3 separate regions of the Mus musculus genome follow, and regions 1 and 3 are each linked to region 2. The links are chromatin loops, found by intact Hi-C in ENCODE. Cell type or tissue: left cerebral cortex. All regions are shown on one strand. Region 1 overlaps Sparcl1 (SPARC-like 1). Region 2 has its middle 4.5 kb from the start of Pkd2. Region 3 has its middle 26 kb from the start of Mepe.

Region 1 (2,500 bases), 340 kb after region 2:
CAGAGCAGCAGAATTTCAACTCCAATAAACGTGAATGTGCTTCTAGGCAAAGCAGCCAAGCTGACGAGGGAGGGGGGTGGAAGAGCTAGCTCCTCTTGGGCATTTGTCAAACTTTTACCTCCTGGCTGTGTGCAAGGAGGGGACTCAACTTCGGCTTCAAGCTACCAAGGCTCTGGATCCAGCCACCTCTCCGCAGGTAAATGTTAAATTTGCTTATATTGCCCAACTGCATGCGTTAAACTGACTTCCCTGATCTAAAAAGACTGCTTGATGATTCTGCTTAAATAATTCAAAGCCATGTGTTTATTTTTATAATCCCATTTGGAGTGATTTATATGAAGGAAAAAGGAGAATTTTACTTTGTGTGGCCATGTCTCTTTTCCTCCTACAAAATTAAATGTCGAGCACTAATAAACCATAGTTTTCGTAATGGCCAAACCAGAAGTATAGATTTCAAAATTTTAAAAAATGTGTGTTTGCCATGTTTAAATTACCTAACTGTATCTGTCACTGTCATGGGCCTGACAGCTGTGTAGAAGTAGAATGCTTTGTTTGTTTGTTTGTTTGTTTTTCAGTTAGGAAATATCTCTAACAGTACATTCTTCTTCGGTTACTTTCATATTATCCTTTCCCTCACAGTTTTCACAGATCTCTCTCCTCCTGCTACCTATCATTTGTTAAGAGGTGACAAGGGGACAGGGAATATGCCCGGTTCCTCATTACATCCTCTCTAGAAAAACACAATGCTAAAGGAGAAGTCAGGGCTAACAACTGTGCTGTCTTTGAGAAGGTCCTCCCATCTGCACCTTCCCCAATACAGCACTTCCTGCGAGCCTTTCTCGCTCATTCCTTCAGGAACAAGATCACCCTGCAGTAGAAAACTATAACCCTGCTTGCAGCTGCCAATCAATACAGTTGAAAAAGTACCCGAGAGAAGTCCTGCAGTATAGTCTCATCTGCAGTGCTTTTTGTCTGCAAAGAGGTTAAATGTGCCACCTTGACATTGCAGACTCCTCTGGGGCAGACTCCAGCCACACAGAATAGAAATGTACCCGCAGTGGGGAGAAAAAAATTTTACCCTCTCCTTTCTCTTAGATCCCAGGGTTTTGTTTTCAGTTTACAGCTCGCTCCACTAAATCTTTGTTTCTGACTGGTTTCCTTTGTTTTTCTTAAAGACACCCCCCACCCCATTCTTAGGAAAGATTTAAAGTTTGGATCGTCTAAGTGAAGTCCAATCAGGTAGAGCAGTCTGTTTCCTCTGCTTGTCAATCACCGGACACGACTTCCCACATCTGGGGAAAGAATGTGTGCGTTGTTTGAAGATCGTGCCCCCACCCCCACTTTTTTCCAAAGAGCCATTGAGCAGTTAGAACTCTGGGGTGGTTTCCTTGCCCTTCAGTGTCTTGCCAGCAGGCTGTTATGGCACAGGCCCACAGTAAAACAATAAATAGTGGCGACAGATGAGGTGCGCGGTGGAGCATCTGGGGAACTCGAGAATGTCCCTTACATTCTCTCTTGACTCCTGTTCTTTCTCAGCTGACTTGCAGCCAGACATGGACGTGGTTGCTTTGGTTAAGTTGAGCTCAATGTCCAAAACATGTTGGATAACACAAACAACTTGTCAAAAGGCTTGAGGTGTGTTGGACTTTCTTATCACCACGGAACAATCTTTAGTGGGTGAAAAAAAAAAGAAAAAAAAAGCCATAAATCCAGGAGAAGCTCTTACGGGTCTCCCAGGATGCCTTCTGCAGAGGCTCCCGGGGTGATAGGACCACCACCTAGCCACAGCCTGTCTCTTTGTCATGAACATCAAAGGATTTACAGAACTCTGCACAAAAGTGACTGCCTCAAAGACAGCCAATGCAATTAACATGAGAAAGATGAAAAGGGCCCTGGTTCATACATGATGACCATACAGCTCTGACTTCTGTTAGACTACATAGGCATGGTTTATCTGCATGCGAAGTGTCACAAGAAATAGCCCAGGGACTCTGCGCAAATGACTTTGTCATAAGAACCCTTTGTTGTAACCATGAATCAGAATCATAAAATCAATAGATACTGCAGAGATTGAATGGGAGAATGAGCTGGAAAATGGATGTATGCCTCGTATATATTGATGATAGCAAATATGAAAGTATTGGTCTGGCTATATTTCACTACTTAAACTCTGAAAAGGGTGTGGACGCTAGGCTCCCCCTTGTACTTGTATGCTCTGCTCTAACAATCTTCAGAAAGCAGACTGAAGTCTCCAAGACAGCATAGAGAGTGGACAGATAAGGCTGCCAAGTCTGATAGATACACCTGAGTACCAACCCCAACACACACACACACACACACACACACACACACACACACACACACACACGCGCGCGCTGCTGCAAGCTCTGTGAGCTTAGCCATCATGTCACACCTCCAGGCTTCAGCTAACCATCTCTTAGGCAAAGGATACCCACCGGTGATTTTGTTATAAGAATCAGATGAGGTATTTATTAAACAC
Region 2 (2,500 bases):
AACGTCACACGGTAAATGCCATGTGCTATTAGTGCTACATTCATGTTTATGTTTCAATCATATTATGTTAATCCTATTAATATGATTAATTGTATTAATGAAAGATATCAATTATTTTTTGATCCACCATAATTATTCTTTGTTCATCTCCGCCTTAGCTTGACGATGTGTTTGTTGAGAACAGGGGGGCTGTAGCAAACTCGAAATTGTAGAGAAAATACTTCTTGAGAATCCAGTGTGCATGAGACACATATCTAGGAGCAAGACACGATCTCTGAAATGGGCAAAATCTAGTCCTTGTGTGTTAAGCAACAACTGAAGCTTAAGAATCTTTTGTCATAGAGCTGGACCTTTCCTGGCTCTTTGGAATGGGGGTGAGAGTTGTTTGCTTGCCTTTTGGGTTATTTTTTTTCCAACTAGAAGACAACTGGGCACTGAAGAATATGTTCCTTTTTTATTTGTCCTTGGCCTCTCTTCCTAGTATGTGTGAAGTCTTTGCTTTAAACAGTGCCGCATCAGTGGGGGGAAAAAGTGACTCAGCCAAGGAAGAAACAGAGCAATCGAATTCACTCAATTACTTTATATTTACCTTGAATGTCCAATTCTGTGTTTTTACTTACACAATAAAATGTGATTCTTGTTTGGATGGGTTGGAAAAAAATCAATTCAATTTAGGCAGATTCTTCATGGAGTTGTGTTCTTGTTGGAGAGATTGTCCCCGTGAATATAAATAATAGCATGAGTTATCATGTAGCATCTAACTAATATGGAAGTTTCCAGCAAAGAGGGAATCCCTAGGTTGAAGTGGTTAAGAAAAACAGTAAGACCACATCATAGAAGGCTCAGTTGATGCTGATAAACAAATCACAAAGTTAGTAGTGATAGTAGGACTTTTTTTTTAACAGTGTTAATTACTTAAAACAAATATGAAACATTCTTCCTAAGATATCACCACCCCCAAAAGTAATTCAGATGGTTAAAATGTGTCTAAACAAGTAAGTAATTTAAGTTGGTTTAAAATGTATCTAAACAAATAACTTGGAGTTGGATGTGTATTTGCCTCATTTTCACTTGCAAGAAAAGTAATTTTGAAAAAAAAGAAAAGAAAAGTAATTTGGGAGCTGGAGAGATGGCTCAATGGTTAAGAACACTTATTCCTCTTCCAGGGCTCCTGAGTTCAATTCCCAGCAACCACATGGTGGCTCGAAGCTGTCTATAATGTTTATAACCATCTTCGGCTGTGCAGATATGAATGTAACTAAAGCATTCATATATATATATATGTATATATATATGTATAACATGAATAAATTTTTTTTAAAAAAGGAAGAAAAGTAATTTTAAGAAAATCTGCAATTTTAATGCACCATAATTCAAAAAGCACTGGGTTCCTTTATGCTGAATCTGGCTTAACTTTAGTCATGAGCCCAGCTGTCCAACTCTTCGTTCTTTCTGGTTTGCTAATGCCGCCCGCTCTGTTTTTACTTTTACTTTACTGGGTTTATCCTTTGCAGAGCAACTAACTCAAGCAAGGCCCAAGGCTGTCAGATGTTCTCCCGGTGAACAGAGTTACTTCCTTTAAAGAGTCATTTAAAACACGCTACTTCTCATAAAGTTTTCCTTACATAAAGTAAGACATAACACGTTGTGGTTTTCTTTGCCTAGCTACCACAGTCCTTTGTATCACATATTTCAGTAATTGGATACTGTGAGGCATGTTGTGTATATCATGGATGTTGTTTGGTTTCATTTCATCTCTGCCGTGGGCTTTTCTGGGGACACACTGCACAAATCGCACACATAGTCTGGGTACTCTGTAGACATCAGAGAAACTTGTGAACAGCAACCTTGAGGAGAGTCTACTTAGATTTGGCACAAATACGTCCAACATATGTTCAATGCTCCTCTGTTAATTTGAATGTTTATTTATTAATTTTCCAGTGAAAACTAGTGAGACAGACACAAACTGAGTTCCTGTTGGTTCGGACGTCTCCACCTTCCATAGGAACTCCAAAGAGTTCCTGGCATGTGTGGTGTTACTTAGCAACTCACCAAACAAACTGTTTTCCCTCATTTCCCCTAAGTATGTATTTATTTAACAACGTTGTAAAATAACCTTTTACCACTCAACATCTGAAATAATTAGCAGAAAATCTGATGTTTGTGCCACTGTAAGAAGAAATGTTAGCCGGTTTTAAAGCTTCCCTTTAGTCTCATTTTATTGCTAATAAAGTGAGGCTCAGATTTGTGGCATTCCATATCTGGCTTGCATTTAGATCGACCTGCCAGTGTCTGTTATCTTGGCATCAGCCTTAGCTGGCACTGTGGTGATAGAGTCCAAACCTCTCTGTCCTAGTTTCCTGTTCAGAGTAATGAAGTTAAATACTTCATTTTCAGATCCCCGGTGGAATTCAGATCGAATGCTAATGAGGAAATATTAACAAATTCACCGAGCCTTTAGTGAACGCTCACAGACATCAGGTGTCTTGGTGGATTCCAG
Region 3 (2,500 bases), 100 kb after region 2:
ACACATGAACTGATTTCTAGCCAGGGAGAAATGACCGTTATTTTGAAGTTGCTTCTGGGAATTTGAGAAACTCTGTCAGAGCTAGTATGCCCCTTTAAATCACCACACAGTGCCCAAGCAGCACATGCTAAAAATATAAATTAACCACAGGTTGTCTAATAACCGATATTTTTGTGAGTGTCTGTTGAATAGGACGGGGCAGCCACAGGAAGCAAGGGAAATGAGGTGAGACAGAGGGGTAGGAGTTGGTATTGCTTTTACTCGTTGCTTCTGGAAAGGTTTGTATACAGTGGCCTTTACAGTGTTTGCTGAAACCCACCCACAGAAGGAATATTCTGTTCTGTTTGAATTTGAGGGGGAAACAGGCTGACATTTCCGGGACTTCCTGGTCTGCTTCTCCAGCCCGGAAGAGGCTCTATCCCGCCCCTGAGTCTTGCTCTGCCTCTGACCCACTGTGGACACACTGCTTTGTTGGCTTAAAAAGGACATTCTGTTCAACAGTCTCTTATCCTTTTGTAAAAACGGAAACAAATAACAGAAAAGTAAGTTTCTATTGCAGAGAGGAGGAAGAGCAGTGAGGCTGGTCCTGTGTGTGCCTGTGTGTGCCTGTGTGTGCCTGTGTGTGCCTGTGTGTGTGCAGGGCTGGCTTCCGAAGTCTGAGGGCTCAAAACAGGCCCACACATGAAGTGCTTTAATTTAAAAAGAAATTGGAATATATACATATATATATACACATATATATGCATATGTATATATATATGTAAAAGCTTTATGCTTTATAAATACATATGTATTCCATATATATTCCATGTTTATATATATACATATATTCCATATGTTTTACACACACACACACACACACACACACACACACACACACATATATATATATATATATATATATATAGAGAGAGAGAGAGAGAGAGAGAGAGAGAGAATATCTAAAACTTACGGTCTTATTCACGTTAGCAAAAGTGCTCTTCCAGTGAACTATGCACCAACACATCAACTTGAAGTTCTTATAGTCATTTTGAGCTGTTGATTTGTATAGAGACATGATGGATGCCCTGGGCCATGTGCTCCTGCAGGTGTGATATGCAGAGCACAGGATGGAGTGGTAGATAGTATAGGGCATCCCCCAGTCATTTGAACAGGAAAGCTTGTGTTGCTTGTACTAGGAGGCACTCATTATGCAGTAGGTCCTGTTTCTTTGTGGGTTTCCACGGTTTTCATTCCATGAATAGCAGCATGCCTGTGTTAGTCAGAAGTTGCCAGGAGAATACAACCAGTACAAAATATGTACATATGGAAGAGGAGGCTCCTTATGGGAACTAGTCACTTAATTTATGGGAGCTGAGAAATGCCATGGTACACTGACTGTATGCTGGTGGTGTGATTCAGTTCAGTTCTGAAGACCTACAAACTGGGAGGCTGCAGTGTGAAAGCCTGAGTCTGAAGGCCAGAGAACTCATGTCCTAGAGCATAGCTGGACAATTCAGATAGAAAGTGCCCCCTTCTTTCACATTCCTGGGGAAATAGACTCACACACACACACACACACACACACACACACACACACACACACACATTGACATTCAGTGTATTGGATTACCCTAATGATTTTATTTAGCTTGCTCATTTGAATTCTCTCCTCTTTCAGAAACACCTCCATAGACCTGTGATGGCTGCTCTTGGTTGTAAACTTGACATAACAGGAAAGAAAAACCTCAACTGAGAAACTGGCTCCATTAGATTGGCCTAGAAGCATGTCTTGGGGGCATTTTATTGGTTGTTCATTGATGGAGGAGGGCCTAGGCCACAGCGGCTGGTGCTATCCTTTGGAAGTAGTCCTAGGTTGTATAAGTGAAGCAGCCCAGCAAGCCCAAGGGGGCAAAGCATAGCATCGTTCCTCTATACTCTCTGCTTAGCCCTGTCTCCAGGCTTGTGCCTTGTGTTCCTTCTTCAGATTCTCTGAATAATGGACTGTAAGTTGCTTTTGGTCCAGGTGTTTATCAAGCAGCAGAGTGTACCTAAAACCGATCCATTCATCAGTACTGTTTATAACTTACCTGGGCATCTGTTAGCCCTGACAAGCTGATATTAATCATGACAACATCCTTTGAGAGTTGGCACACATGAAGTGGCATGGTGATGTGGTGTGTGTGTGTGTGTGTGTGTGTGTGTGTGTGTGTGTGTGTGTGAATATAGCAGCAGCTACTCTGTGGGAGTTCATTTATGAAGAAACATGAAATGCTTCTATCAGTAGTAGCTACATTAGCGATTCTAAACTGATCAACTTCCTGAGAGAATAAGGAAGTGATAGCTGAATGGGGTTGCCATGAGTTCTGAAGGCATTTCTAAAACACTTTCAGGGATGTAGTGGTAAACTCCCTAAGATACACATTCAACAAGATTCCACTTGAATACACGTGTAAGCGTTGGTAATAAGCAACTCTAGAGCATCTATTCAAGAATCTCCAGAGGCCATTGATAAAATGCG

What was found. A loop is a pair of places that touch in the nucleus more often than their neighbours do. Peaks named below come from ENCODE experiments on the same cell type or tissue, not always from the same donor. Only the 100,000 strongest peaks of a DNase experiment are listed, where the experiment ranks them.
Region 1: it touches region 2 in a loop (4-fold over the local background); 4 of 42 quality-filtered maps call a loop at or near these places.
Region 3: it touches region 2 in a loop (2.9-fold over the local background); 22 of 42 quality-filtered maps call a loop at or near these places.

The regions. Positions count from the first base shown.
Region 1 is chr5:104,111,073-104,113,572 of GRCm38, reverse strand. Sparcl1 (SPARC-like 1) reads left to right here. Exons shown (of 11, transcript NM_010097.4): 1 at 1-196. LOC330143 (a long non-coding RNA gene) reads right to left here. Exons shown (of 3, transcript XR_003955771.1): 3 at 1-1,668. Among named protein-coding and RNA genes, the nearest start is that of Sparcl1, 1.8 kb to the left of the region's middle. In left cerebral cortex, a CTCF peak has its summit at 1,428; DNase peaks (open chromatin) are centred at 898, 1,363, 1,920 and 2,365; H3K4me3 peaks cover 2,500 bases; H3K27ac peaks cover 2,500 bases.
Region 2 is chr5:104,453,729-104,456,228 of GRCm38, reverse strand. It overlaps a transcript of Pkd2 not described here. Among named protein-coding and RNA genes, the nearest start is that of Pkd2, 4.5 kb to the left of the region's middle. In left cerebral cortex, no CTCF peak of the experiment used is centred here; a DNase peak (open chromatin) is centred at 1,465.
Region 3 is chr5:104,349,986-104,352,485 of GRCm38, reverse strand. No RefSeq gene overlaps it. Among named protein-coding and RNA genes, the nearest start is that of Mepe, 26 kb to the right of the region's middle. In left cerebral cortex, no CTCF peak of the experiment used is centred here; a DNase peak (open chromatin) is centred at 1,263.